Linked DNA regions of Homo sapiens: region 2 is linked to region 1. A link is a loop called in an ENCODE intact Hi-C map of the cell type or tissue named here. Cell type or tissue: stomach. All regions are shown on one strand. Each heading gives the region's core, and the rest is flanking DNA. Links, peaks and the distances in the headings are about the cores only.

Region 1 (7,649 bases), core at 1,194-6,193:
AAACCTTGCTGGAGCTATAATGTGGAGTATAACCAGGCACAAGGCCCAGGTTTTGCTGCCCAGTGTCTTACTCAATGACCTACAGCCATTTTTCCTTTCATCTGTCTGATTTCCCCACCATCTGTCTGGTACTGTAGGTTTTTTTTTTCTTCCTTTTAATGACTTTGATTACTGAGTTAATTTCTGACTGAATAGGATAGCTGAGTTATAGGGCTGTCACACCATGAATGATCAGTCAATTAACAAACGTTTGTAATGTGCTAGACACTGCACATTCATGACTCTCCTCTGACAGCTGTCTGAGACTGCAGAATTGAGCACTGGTCTCCTCCAGTCCTTACTATATGGGGAACGTAGGACATGGCCAATGAGGGTTGCTTCTTCATCCCTGAATGACTCTGAGGGCACCTGTGCTTTTATGAGTGGGAACTCCCTGCCAGGATCTGTGGGAGTCCAGAGGTCCTATGGGTTTGGCTCCTCGAAGGGGAAGAAATCTCTGAAATGTTATGAAATGTTATCCTATGATCAGTAAGATCATATTTTTGGAAATAATAAACTGGAATTTCAATTCCATTTAAAGTAATGATCAGCATTTTCAGAAAGCTTTCAACACATCATCTTCAATTGTCTTATAGGTGACAGATATTAGGGGCATTTCATTGCCAATATAGAATGATAAATTGATAATTTCCTTTTCAAGGAATATTGAGAGATGATAAATAGGTGTGGGAAAGCCACAACTTTACAAGTGTAGGTGTTAATTTTCTCTAAAATTATGTAAATGTCACTAGAAAGTTAGTAATTGAAAGTAAGGTCACCAGCAATGATTTCTTCCCCAAATAGAAGTTGTTCTGACTCTACACTGCTCCAGAGACCGATGGCTACCATCTAAAAAGGGACAGAGGGACAAGTGAAGTGAGTTAATACCAAAGGGTAGATTTTGAGATTGTGATGGCAAGCAATTTGGTCATGTGTTTCCAAAGGATAGATGTAGATGAAGGAATAACACCATTGGGTCTAGCCTTTTCACTTTATCTTCTGTAATGGAAAGTTGAAGAGCCCATATCTAACCTAAGTTTTACAAATGTTATATTATTGAGAAGGATGATTAATGCAAAGAAGAAATGGTCTAAAAATACAATGTTTATCTAATTTGAATTTATTTTCGGAAATATGTCTGAAAATATGACATTTTCAGAAGAATATCATTTGTTACCAGAAAATATGCAGCTACTTCTGTTTTATTCACTTATTCAACAACTATTTATTGAGTGCCTGTTGCGCTGTTGTGGGAACTGGGGGTACAGCACTAAATGAAACAGGTACAAATCCTTTTCTTCACAGAGCTCTCAGTGATGGAGACAATGGAAAGGGAGAGAGAGGCAATAACTTGATAAGTACATTCAATGGTTTATCAGAGTGTGATATATATTAAGGAGAATAAAATAAAGCAGAGAGGGGGGATAGGAAGGCTGGGGAGGGATGGCCAGGGGAGGCCTCATAGGGAATATAACATTTAAGTGTATCTTGAGAGAAGTGAGGGAGTGAGAAGGTAGATATTTGGAGGAAGATTATTTCAGGCTGAAGGAAGAGTGAATGCAAAGGAAGTAGGTGGTTTGAGTGAAGAGGGGAGGAAGGTAAGGGATAGAAAGAGGTGAGCTGTCTGTGTGTGTTTCTGAAGTGGATACATCAAGTGGTGCTTTGGAGGTCAAAGCAAGGACTTGGGTTGTGACTGTAAATGAAACAGAAGAGAAGACGTACATTCTGAGTAGGATAAGAATCTCTTTGCAACTGTGATAGAAAATGATTAAGCATTTCCTTGCACAAGGTCATAGCTGGGCCATGTACAAAATAAATGAAACACAGTCCTCCTACCACACCCTGGACATGAATGACCTGGAATGTGATTCCTCACAACACTGCCCCTTTAGCCACTGCCCTGCATATGAGAATGAAATTCTTTGCCCATTGCCAACATCAGCTGTCTAACATTACTTCTCTTTTCCTTCTGTGGCCTCTTTTCTAAGTTCTATGCTGAGAAACTAGCAGAATACATTCATTACTGGGTTTTCCTGCCACAAATCCTTTATTCTTCCTCAGGCTCTGCGGCTTTGATGACTGGACATCCCTGTGTCTCTTTCTCGAACTCCTGAAAAACAGCTCCTTCATAAGGATTGGCGTAGAGATAAGATGCAGATTTTTTTTCACCACCAATTACAGAATAATGTGCCCCAGACATATTTCAGAGTCCAGGGTATTATTCATACTGAAACTGATATATAATGTAACTGTTCTGTTTTTGAACTGTTCTTTATTTTATTGTCTTTGTGTATATGAATGTGCTTATGTTCCATGCCATAGCTGTAATTATCATAATTAATTAGGCCCATACTAGGAGCGTCCTCTTTTTAAAGAAAGGCAGCAATTTTGTTTGCCCTGCTTGGCATAACTCATAGCAGACACTATATGTAAGAGAAGGCATAACTCATGACGCTATGTGTAAGAGAAGCTATATGTAAGAAAGCCTATATATAAGAGAATAATTATAATCATTGCAAATGGTAACAAATACAATTTGCAATAAGTCCACATTTTGGTGGTTTTTATCACCTCCAAAAGGCCTGAACCAATACCTTTCATGTCATTCTCAGAGAGTATTCACAGAACTGCTAGGATGTTCTACCACTGATCCATGTCAAGTCTGCCAGCTGGCCTACTCCCTTTTACATGCAGATCTAGGTAAGACCCTCTCCCATCAACTGGGAAACACCTAGAATGGAATATATAAAAGGCCCCCACTCAAATATCACTGCCGCAACTAAAAACTATGAATCTAATTGCTTCTATACTCAGCTCCCTCTTTTTTGGTTCTCTCTCTTCCTCTACCTCCTTAAGTTCTCTCTCTCTCTTTCTCTTTCTCTCTCTCTGTCTCTCTCTTCCACTGTATTATAAATCTTGAGGGAAGCTTTTTCACCCCCTTTTCCCTATTCTGCCTTCTCCTGCCCGCACCTCTATTACAGGAGGCCACCTTTACACAAAGCTCACTGCTGATGGTAATCTTGAAACATTCCCTCTGGGACACTCATAATCTCCCAGTTTTCCTTTTTCCTCTTTTTCTTTGGATATTGCTACTCAGTGTCGTTTGCTGGCTTCTCCTCCTCCTAAACCAAAAAATTAACTGTCAGTGTTCTTCAGGAATTGGTCCTACATCAATTTTTGTTTTTTTATTTTATTTTATTTTATTATTATTATACTTTAAGTTTTAGGGTACGTGTGCTCAATGTGCAGGTTAGGTACATATGTATACATGTGCCATGCTGGTGTGCTGCACCCAATAACTCGTCATTTAGCATTAGGTATATCTCCTAATGCTATCCCTCCCCCCTCTTCCCACCCCACAACAGTCCCCAGTGTGTGATGTTCCCCTTCCCGTGTCCATGTGTTCTCATCGTTCAATTCCCACCTATGGGTGAGAACATGCGGTGTTTGGTTTTTTGTCCTTGCGATAGTTTGCTGAGGATGATGGTTTCCAGCTTCATCCATGTCCCTACAAAGGACATGAACTCATCATTTTTTATGGCTGCATAGTATTCCATGGTGTATATGTGCCACATTTTCTTAATCCAGTCTATCATTGTTGGACATTTAGGTTGGTTCCAAGTCTTTGCTATTGTGAATAGTGCCGCAATAAACATACATGTGCATGTGTCTTTATAGCAGCATGATTTATAGTCCTTTGGGTATATACCCAGTAATGGGATGGCTGGGTCAAATGGTATTTCTAGTTCTAGATCCCTGAGGAATCGCCACAATGACTTCCCCAATGGTTGAACTAGTTTATAGTCCCACCAACAGTGTAAAAGTGTTCCTATTTCTCCAGATCCTCTCCAGCACCTGTTGTTTCCTGACTTTTTAATGATTGCCATTTGAACTGGTGTGAGATGGTATCTCATTGTGGTTTTGATTTGCATTTCTCTGATGGCCAGTGATGGTGAGCATTTTTTCATGTGTTTTTTGGCTGCATAAATGTCTTCTTTTGAGAAGTGTCTGTTCATGTCCTTCACCCACTTTTTGATGGGGTTGTTTGTTTTTTTCTTGTAAATTTGTTTGAGTTCACTGTAGATTCTGGATATTAGCCCTTTGTCAGATGAGTAGGTTGTGAAAATTTTCTTCCATTTTGTGGGTTGCCTGTTCACTCTGATTCTTTTGCTGTGCAGAAGCTCTTTAGTTTAATTAGATCCCATTTGTCAATTTTGGCTTTTGTTGACATTGCTTTTGGTGTTTTAGACATGAAGTGGTCCTAGGTCAGTTTTTATCTATGTGCATTCTCTCCCTAGGTGATCTCATCCAATTTTATTGCTTTACATAATATCTATATCCGAATAATGCCCAAATATACATCTTTCTTCTAGACCTCTTCACTGAACTCCAGATTCATGTAACTGACTATTTACTTGGCATCTCCACTTGGTGGTCTCATAGCAACTCAGACTCGATGTGCCCCAAATGGAACACATGATTTTAGTGCTGAGCTCTTCTCCCCACCCCTTTCTTGCCCTAAACTGCAAGCCTGCTCCTCCCTTGTCTTACCCAGAATGCCACCACTATTTATTAGTTGCATAAGCTACCTGAAAAACATTTTGAATGTACTTTCAGAATGTTTTTAGAATCCATTCATCTTTTTCCATCTCCAATGTGATGGTATTGTCTTTCACCAGACATTTCTTAGAGAGGTAAATCAGCTATCAGATATCTTTTTAAAATCTTTCAAAAGGTTTTCATTGCAATTAGAATCAATTCTAAAAGACTTACCATGGTTAATGTTTAGGGTCCAACATTAACTGGTATCAACTGATCTCTCTAACCTCATTTTTTCCTTGTGCCATTTCCCCTCACTACCCAGCACCTAGCCACATTGGCCTTCTTTCGGTTCCTACAACAAGCAGACCTCTTTCCCTAGAGTCTTCAGTGTGCTTTCTCTTCTACTTGGGACGTTCTGTGAAGGTTCTCAGTTCCTTCTTAGCTTTAGAACTCAGCTATTGGAGCAGTCTTCCCTGACCACCATCTCAAAGCCAGATCTCTGCTATCTTTCTCTTTCATAGCAACTTGTTTATCACCCTCATTGTAATTATTGCAAACTGTAATCACTTAATTATTTATGTACACTTTTGAAATTAGATGAGATTTTTAAAAGGTGTCTGATAGATGATTTACCTCTTTAAGAAATGTCTGGTGAAAGGCAATACTATTGTATATTATAGCAACCTGTTTATCACCCTTATTGTAATTATTGCAATCTGTAATCACTTAATTATTGATATACACTTTTGTTTGACTCTCCCACTAGACAACAAGCTCCGTGAAGACAGCATTGTGTGCCTGATTCACTGTGGGATCACCAGTGCCTATTATAATGGCTGGCACATAATGGGCACTCAGTCAATGTTTGACAAATACGTGAAATATATTCACTTATATTGCAACCCTTAGCACTGGCTACAAATTAGAATGACTCCAGAGAGCTTAAGGTAAAATAGCAGTGCCCAAGCCCTACCCCACCAGAGACTATAATTTAATTAGTGTTGTGTGAGACCTGAGATCAGTAGTTTTAGAAAGTTCTTCAGATGATTCTAATGTACAGTCAAAGAAGCGAATCACTGCCCAAAATGAACTATGGGGGATGATGAAGGTATTACTAAAAACCTTGGGAAAAAGACTTCTCAGCATCAATTTATAAATGACAAGATGAGAAAGAGCAAATTGGCTGACTTGCATGGGTTTCATGCAACAATATTACATGGAGAATGCTGAGGAATACGAGCTAAACTGGAGGTTATGAGAGTGGAAGAAATGTCTGGTTCAAGAGGCAACAGAATATGAAGCCATAAGTATGAGCCAGCTGTGTGACTGAAGCCTTTGCTGGCCTGGTCCAATGGGTTGCTTTCTTTCCTTTTCTACCTGCAGGGTCTGGCATGCACCACATCGGGAGACATAAGGAGATGCCCATAGCAGTACTCTGGGCAGTGTGGAAAGGTCCAGATAGACAATTGGGAGGACTTCTTTTCCCTTCCCTTCCCTTTCCCCTTTCTACATGCCCCAGGATGCCAAGTCTTGGGTGCCCATCCAGCAGGGAAGTAGACAGTTGAAGAAATGACCATAGAATGACTTCAGCACAAGGAGCGGGGAAGCTTAGGGAACCTGAATGTGAGTAGGGAGGAGAAAAAGAGAAAAGAGGTCCAAGGAGGAAAGCATTTTTCTTCTCTGCTGACAGTGAGCACTGCCACCTGGGCAGCACACATTGGCAAGAGAAACAAGGGAAGAGAACCAGTCAGTGGAAGAGAGCTGACTTCTGGGGTCTCTTAATGGAATGTGACTCGTACGTGAAATAAAGGACCCCAATACAGTCTCTGGCCTCTGAGTGTGTGACGCATTGGCTCACACTTAGAATGTTTGGGATAAGGGCTACAAACCTACCCTTACACAATTGGGTCTTAGAGCCAGGGTCTGCATGGACATTACAACTGTGAATAAACACCTTCCAAAGTTCCAAGGGCTTCTGGGTACCATATGAGATTTAAGGGGAATGAGGAAGTCTGTGATTCCAAAGTGACCTGTTTATCCCCAGAGGTCACAAACTGCCAGTCCATCTGACCCTCAAACATGTTTTATTGTTGTAACGGTTTTTTTTTTAGTTATTGAACATTTTGATATTTCAAAATAAGTATTGGGGGCTTAGAAAAACACTGGGTGATCTAAAAACACTGGCCTTTATCCTCTGCAAGACACAGATCTGGAGCTGGCTCCTTCCCTTCCTTTCTCCCCTTCTCTTCCTTCCCTGATTCACAAACCTTTATTGAGCCCATGTTTTTACAACAAATTTGAAGGTGGGTGAGACAGAATAGAATGCAGGCACAGGTCCTGATCATTCCTGCATATATTTGTGTGCTCAGGTTCTCCTTGCATTAGGCCTGGCCAAAGGCAGAGATAGGATCTGGGATTTGGATTAAATTCTGTATTCTCTGAGTCATCTTGCTTTTCAAATGCTGTTAGTTTGGTCGTCTGTCAGAACTGTCAAATAATTTGTCTTCCAAGTGCGCTGTTCTTCAGAATTTCATTCAGAAGCTGGAGCGCTAGACGGCTGTTGCTGCTAATGAGCTGTTGTGTCTCACCTTCACTCCAGCTTTGCTTTTCTCTGCTTTATGATGCCAGGTCAAGACTCCCCAAACTAGTTCTGCCTTTTCAGCTGTTTTCTGTCAAACATGAGCACCAGGGGGAGAGAGAAGACGAGAAAAGAAAAGGGAGAAAGGCCCACACCTTCCACTTCACTTGTAGTTCTCCCTGGTGGCAGCAACTGGGGAGTTTCCAGCCCTTTCCCACACCCAGAAACCCCTCATGGTGTCCCAGTGCCAAGTCCTCAAGGTCTGAGACACAATGCTCTGGGGCCTCTCCTCAAGATTCTAGGTTCTGGCAATGCCAAACTCTTTTGTTGGTTCCCCCAAGCCCTAGGGGTGGTAGCTGCTTTCTGACATTACCATCTTGGAGTTACCTCGGAGTCTCTTTTTGTTTGTCAGTCCACCAACACCTGTTGAACCAACTACCTGTAGTTCAAACTTGAGCCAGCCTCAGAATCTCCTGAAGGGAGATTGTTA
Region 2 (7,649 bases), core at 1,428-6,427, 200 kb after region 1:
GTGTTTATTAGGCAGATTCACTGATCCATCATTGTAGTCTCTCTTTTAAATTTTGTACTAATGTCACTTTTAGAAGCTTTCTGGAAATTGTTACTCTTATGAAATTTTAATCAGAAAGCTTTGTACACACACAAAAAAAGGTCCTGGATAAAATATAGAGTAGGGACAATTTTCACTTGGTCTGTCCCTTCCAATTTTGAGATAAATTCTTTGGAGGACTGTCATGAAATTATTTTTCCTTGCTCTGTTGATAAGATGAGTAGCTCTCAGCATCTGAGAATTTGAAAATCATTTATTTAAAAAAAATGGAAAGCACAACTAGTGAAAGTTTTATATTGTGCTACACCTAGTTTTGATTATTTTTTTCTTAATGAAAATTGGCTTAAAATGTTCCTTTAAAAAAACAAAAACTACATGCACTATTTGAAAATCCATCAAGGATATACTTTCTTAGGGCCAGCAGGTAACTTACAGACTCTTTCTTTTGCTTCCCCTTTATTTAGGTTTATCTAGTGATGAACACAGTACGTGATTATTATAAATATACTATGTTGTTTCTTTTTAGGTTCCTATCCTTAGTAAAAAAGAGGATGTTTTTGCATATTTAGCTAAATATTCTGTGCCAATGGTTCGAGCAACGTGGCTGATCAAGATGACTTGTGCCTATTATTCTGCTATATCTGAAGCTAAAATTAAGAAACGTCAGGCTCCTGATCCGAATTTGGGTAAGTGAGAGAATACAATACACCTTACATTTCATTATTGATTTTGCAAGTAATTGTTGCCTGTACCCTCTGGATACAGCCCAGCATGGTGAGTGTTGAGAAGGTCCGTGGTGAGACTGATTTGCTCGGGTATGGATAGGGCAGCTGTTCCTAGTTCACTCAGTCTCAGAATCCTGACTCCATTAGCAAGGGCTGTTGATCTTACTGCCAAAATATATCCTGAATCTGAACACTTTTCACCACCACAGCTGTTGAAATGCTGGTTCAAGCCACCGACATCTCTTAACTGGTTGGAGTCACAGCCTTCTAGCAGCTTTCTCTGCTGTTACTTTTGCTCCTTACATTGTATTCTCTGCATAACTACTATACTAATCTCCAAACCTAAATGGTATATTGTGTTTCTATTTATAAATTTGCAGCAATTTTTTATTACAGTGGGAATACAGATCCAGATTCTTTACTGTGGCCAGTGAAGTCATCGCTGATCTGCCCCCACCCCCGGCTCCCCCCCTTCCTGTGATGTTCCAGCCACAGTGCCTTCCTTCTATCTCCCTAATATGCTGAGCAGAGCTCCTTCCCTTTTCAGGGCTTCTGTGTTTCTTGTTTGTTGTACTTGGTTGGTCTTCTCTGGAATATTTGCATGCTTCTGTCTCTTCATTGCAGCTTTGGCTCAAATGTCATTTCTGCAGGAGGCTTTCTCTGGCCACCTACCTAAATTGCATTCCCTCTCTTTCTCTCTTCTCCCTCTACTTCTGGTTATGTTCTCACGTTATTATTTTATTCAATGTCCATCTCAATATCTGAAATTATGTTTAAAATATTTGTATCTGTCACTCTGTGCCCCACCTCACATACACTAAAATGTAAGGCCCATAAGGGCAGGAATGTTGGTCTTATTCTCACCAAGTCCCCAGTGTCCAGAGTTATGCTGGCCATGGTCAGTATTTTGAGTCAGAGTCCCCACTATGTTGGTTTCTAGACTGTGACTTCTTGAGGTGGTGCTAAAGCATGCTTTGTAGAAGATGTGATGCTAAACCAGAAATGTACATAAAGAGTTATATATAAATATGACCATTTAGAGATTGGGTTTATAAATAATTCCTTATGAAATGAAAACAGCTTATGGTTTTGTAAGGGAGAGTCCAATCACAAATCTCTGAGGAGGAGGGACAGAAAGTACAGACGTCTTCAGATGCCAGGTGGTGCCCTGGATAAATGAGTTGGGGTATAAAGTGGTGGGGAGTGGTGTGATTGGAGCACACTCTAAAAAGCATGAACACTTAAAATTAAAAACAAAAACATGGTCTGAATTCTGTGGCTGCCATCTTTGAGTTCAGCATCATCCTATACGTGTTAAAAGAAATAAGCAAAAAGAAACTGTATTTTAGAGAAGAAATGCCCAGGAAAAAATACTAGAAGGTAGTAATCCACAAGTTAACAGTGATGGCCTCTTAGTGTTGTTTTCACGGTGGTCTTCTATTATCTTTATATTTCTCTGAGTTTATTCCCCCCATCAGCATTTTATTTTATTTGAGGGAATACAAAAGAAGTGCCCCTTTTTATTACTAAAGTAATACATTTTCATTACAAAATTTTCAAATAGTGCTGAAGTAGATACAACATGATGTTCAGGTTTCTCTTCTCCCTTCTCCTCTGTTATCCTTTTTGAAGTTTCATTCATTCAGCAAAGTTCAGCCTTCACACACACATATTTCTTCATATATCTACATTTGTGTGTGTGTGTGTGTGTGTGTGTGTGTGTGTGTATCTCCACTGGATTAACTTATTTATTTATTTATTTTTAGAGGTGGGGGGTCTCAGTCACCCATGTTGGAGTGCAGTGGCATGATCATAACTCACTGCTTCCTCAAACTCCTGGGCTGAAGTGATCTTCCTGCCTCAGCCTCTCAAGTTGTTGGGACTATAGGCGTGTGTCACCATGCCTGGCTAATTCTTTAATGTTTTGTAGAGACAGGGTCTCACTGTGTTGCCCAGGCTTTTTTGGAATGCCTGGGCTCAAGTGATCCTCTCACCTGCACCACCCAGAGTACTGGGATTACAGGGTGAGCCACTGCCCAACCAGTCTCCATTGGATTTATTAATACTTCTCCCCAGGACCTGGATATCCAATTGCTTACTAGCCACCTTCACTTTGATGACATCTGAAGTGTCTGAATCGGCATCTGAACCATAATGTATATCAAATCAAGGTCTTGATTTCTTGTCATCCCTTAACTGTTTCTTCCTGACATTTCTTCTTAGTAAATGTTATGTGTAGTTATTGGATGGGTAAGGGTAAGAGCCAAATTGTCATTCCTGGTATTTATCTTTCTCTCAAAATCCTACATTCAGTCCGTCAACAATCTTGTCATCTTTACTTTCAAAATAAAACCAGAATCTGAAAACTTGGTCTTCTGTGTCCCTGCTGTTACTCTGGCCAAACCACCACCACCTTTGCCTGTCTATGGCAGGGTTTTAGCCAATCTTCTTGTTTTTGTTTTTCTTCCTCTAATGTCAGCTTTCCACTTTGTAGCCAGAATGATCCTGTTAGGGCAGAAATTACGCCACCCTTATGCCCAGAATTCTTGCATGGCCCCTTGTCCCACTCAGATTGTGTAACTCAGCGACGCCAGCGACCTGCCTGCACATTCCAAACTCAGAGCTCTGCTGACCTGTGGGCGCGGCTCTTCCTTCACCTGTGGGTGCACATGGGCCTGCTCCCTTGCTCCACTGTGGTCTCTGCCCAGACGCGCTTCCTAAGAAAAGCCTTCTCCAACCACTGCTGCCAAAATATCTCCCTGTTACTGTCTTCTTATTCTGCTTTATTTTTCTTCATTGTTCTTAACACCATCTGATGTTATATTTTTTATTAATTTTTGATCATCTGTCTACATCCACTCCCAAGTACAACACAGGCTCCATGAAGGACTTCGCTAGATTTGTTCAGTGCTGAGTCTCTGAAGACAGTACTTGGCATACACAAGGTGGTCAGTAATCTTTAAAATAAATAAATGAATAATTAGGCCTGAAACATTTATGTTTGTGTGTGTGTGTGATGTGATTACATATTTCTGCATCTGTGTATGTATGTATTTAAAAAAATTTCTCCCAATTGATAATCCTTGAAACTTTCATTATCACCAGCTATATCGGAGAGACTACTCCATTCCTTATGTTCTCTTAATATATATTTTTTTGGTAACATGTTCTTGTCAGTGTTTTTCCTGATGTTCAATTTAATCTGACTTCGACTGCTACAAAAATGCAAAAAGGAAGTGCAGGAATGATTTTTACAACTGAAACTTAAAACGATTTTAGAGCAAATAAGAGTTCAAGCCAGGCATGGTGGCTCATGCCTATAATCCCACCACTTTGGGAGAACAGGGCAGGAAGATCGCTTGAGCCCAGAAGTTTAAGACCAATCTAGGCAACATAGTGAGACTTTGTCTCTCCAACCCTCCCCACCAAAAAAATTAGTAAGGTGTGGTGGTGCACACCTGTATTCCCAGCTACTCAGGAGGCTGAGGTGAGGGGATAGCTTGAGTCTAGGAAGTTGAGGCTGCAGTGAGCTGGGATTGAGCCACTGCACTCCAGCCTGGGCAACAGAGAGAGACCCTCTCCCTCAAAAAACAAACAAACAAACAAAAACAAAAAACAGTTTGATAGATCTTGATAATTTGGAAAGGTTATGTAATTTCTGGGAAATCCCAGATATGAGTGTTTCACCAGGACCACATGATTTCCCCTACTAAATGGAGAAATGGAGGGAAGTATAGCTCCAGTTTCTACTTAAGAACGTTATGGACTTGTTGGATTCATTAGTTTTACCATTAATTTCCTTATCACTATGGCTGGTTGGACTTTGGAGGGTTATTTTTCTCCCCACCAAAAAGTTAAAACTTTTATTTTTTGCATACCCATAATGGATGGATTATTAGGTTTAGTCACTAGCTGTATTTTTTCTTCCTCTGTAAGCCAGATAACATACGATTCTGTTTTTTGATCCAGTTGATTTACAGTATATTGCAGTTCATGGGTTTTTATGATTATTAATGTATATTTAAAATTGTGAATATTAACTCCATGAAGATCAAGTGCCTATAATAATATTTCTTATGTTAGAGTATCCAGGCTTTGAACTAAGACAGGCCAAAGGCTAAAAAGAGAAATATTTTTAAAATGTATGAATTTCAGGAGTTTACCCCTAAGTTCCCAGGTCTACCATCTCAGAGGGAGCTTTGGGCTTTACTTTTATCAGTGCTGCCACTAAGAGACAAGGTGATTTAATGCAAAGTCCTTAGCTTCTCCAGACATCAGTCTTTTCAACCTTGATTCAATCCAGTGTCTGTGTTGCCTTTGTCATGTTTTTTTAGTTGTCTTTAATCTAGAACAGTTCATTAGCCATTTTCTTTTGACCTTGATATTTTTGAAGGAGGCACACCAGTTATTTTGTAGACTGTCCATTGATTTTTCCTTTCTCCAGTTTCTCATTAATAGATTTAAGTTACATACCTTTGCTTGGAATAGCCTGGAGGTGATGCTGTGAATGTATCAGTGTATCATATCCCAATACTGATGGTGGTAACTTTGATGATTTGGGTAAGGTGGTGTCTATCGGATTTTTCTCCTTCAAAGTTACTATTCTACCCTTTGTAATTAGTAATTTACCTGTGTAAATATACAGTTCCTTTCTCTATATTCTTATATGTATTTTAATTGAAAATGAAGGATTCTGTTTATACTATATGAAAAGAGCATGTTTTCCAAATATCTAATCTTGTTTTACTATCACTTTGTTACACCTGATACCTCTGACATTCGCCTTTGTCGTCAGCAGCTTTTTCAACTTTTAAAAGCAAATTATACAGTATATTTGAAAGCATTTGGCTGTGTAGACATAGCCATAATGTAATGTAGCAAGTTTCACACTCCTAGCAAGGGATACAGCCAAGGGAGTACACACATATATATGTGTTGAATTGGATTAAATCACATACACTTCAGAAGATTAACTTCTAGTAATAGGTTCTGTGTTCTGGCATTGATAGCAAAAAGAATCATTCAGCACGTTTGGGAAAAGATTGACTATCAAGTGTCATCCTTTTCTGGCATTGGTTTTATGACTTCCGTTGTCTTGATGATTGTTATTAGGATTTGTAAAGTGTTTTCGGTAGAAATGACTTTTATTCCTTTGTAATAGAAACGTGTTTTATTTTCAGTTCCTACTTTCAGCATTGGAGCAGAGCTATAAAGCACTGCTGTTTGATTTTATTGAAGGGAACTTTTCCCAAAGTTAAGTGGGCTCACAGCAACAAGGAGCAACACAGAGATCCTTACTGTCGTTATGCAGAGAGTTACAGATCTCAAATGTAGATTAAATGGGTTGCTGCCCTGGGGAGCTTGCAGTCAGCAAAGATGTACCCAGTACACTGTATACACAAAAGTGAGAGGAGTGAGAAGCGCCTTGGGTTTCTGAGTGAGGTCTCATGTGTAACTTCAAAGTGGGTAATGAAATATTTGACTTGGACAAATCTGAGTATCAGGACAGAGATTTTAAATAGAGGGGAATTAGGGAAGCCTGAAAGAAGAGTTTGTAATTCTTAGTCCTTGTGAGACCTGAAAAAAAAAAAAGGTTTAGGTGGACACGATGTTTAGAAAATGTCATGAAATAGTTGATGTTGCTACTTGAGGGAGAGTACGCCAGAAATAATGCATGTTCGGTTTCAGATATTTTTAGAGTTGAATTAAGTTTCATTTTTAAGAGAACAAGATTGTTCAGCTGCCTTAAATATTTTGAGCTCACCAGAGAAAATTATTTAAAACAGGCTAGCTAATACTTAAAAATGAAAAAGTAAAACTCACATTGAGTTATGCAATTGAAGTCTTTGAACAGATTAGGAAATATGACTTTATAGTAAATAACGGAATTTTGTACATTTATTTATAGGAATTTTCCCCATGAGGAGTCTTATTGTTGCTGAATCAACTAATAATAACTACAGCATTTATTGCTGTTATTGCTGTCACTGTTAACAGCATTTCTTGAGCACTTATGGAATCCCCGGTATTGTGATAAGCAGGGATACGGTGCTAACTGCATTTCAAGGTTGAATCAGCTCCCGATGTGTGCTGGGTAATGATCTAGGTTGTTTGGAGAAGCTTGTCAGCCATGGGAATGCCCCATCCCTTGCTGTTGTGGGGTTGTTTTTTTTTTTTTTTTGGCCTGTTTGAAAATGGTCAGTCCCTCACCAGGTCTATTGGCTCTCTGCCACGGTTCTTCTGTTGTGCAGTGATACAGTGTTCCCCATTTCATTAGTAAATGTTTGCTGGGTTCTATGTATATTTTGTCCGTTTTATGACTTATTATTCAGATAGCCTGTGAAAGAGATACGTTATTCTCATTTCGTGGATGAGGATGGTGATGTGCAGGTGGTGCACAGAACCCCTCAGCGTAAGTGTCCAAACTTGGCTCCAGAGCCTGTGCTGGACACCACTGGTCAGTGAGGACAAGAGTGTGACAGTGTAATCACTGCCCTCTAGGTATTTGCAGTATGAGTAGGGGACATGCATCCAAACAATCAAATATTAGAGAAGGAAGACTTCATAGTGACAGGAAGAAAATACAGAGGAAGTCTTAAGGAATAAGCCACTGAGGGAACTTGGGACATCCAGGAGATTCACAGAGGAAGTGACTTAGGTGTATACTTTTGCAAGAAGAGACGCTTCCTAGGAGGACACAGCTGGAGTGGGCTGTTGTTCAGGGAAGGGCATTTCTGACAGAAGGATGAAGTCTGCAGAGAAATACGTTATCAAATAGTTTGACTTGTTGCACCTCCAGGATTTAACTTCAGCTTGAGCATCAGTTACCAGTGGGGAGGTGCTGAAAGCCTGTGTGAAGGTTTGTTTGCCAGAGTGAGATATGTG

The links. Hi-C counts contacts between places; a loop is a spot of excess contacts. Peaks named below come from ENCODE experiments on the same cell type or tissue, not always from the same donor. Only the 100,000 strongest peaks of a DNase experiment are listed, where the experiment ranks them.
Region 2: a loop joins it to region 1, with 2.8 times the contacts of the local background. A loop is called at or near these places in 1 of 110 quality-filtered maps.

What each region holds. Positions count from the first base shown.
Region 1 is chr3:150,931,910-150,939,558 of GRCh38, forward strand. All of the region lies in intron 2 of CLRN1 (clarin 1), which reads right to left. Among named protein-coding and RNA genes, the nearest start is that of MINDY4B, 30 kb to the left of the region's middle. In stomach, for the core only: no CTCF peak of the experiment used is centred there; no DNase peak of the experiment used is centred there.
Region 2 is chr3:151,127,260-151,134,908 of GRCh38, forward strand. It overlaps MED12L (mediator complex subunit 12L), which reads left to right. Exons shown (of 45, transcript NM_001393769.1): 5 at 566-725. Among named protein-coding and RNA genes, the nearest start is that of MED12L, 45 kb to the left of the region's middle. In stomach, for the core only: no CTCF peak of the experiment used is centred there; a DNase peak (open chromatin) is centred at 3,362.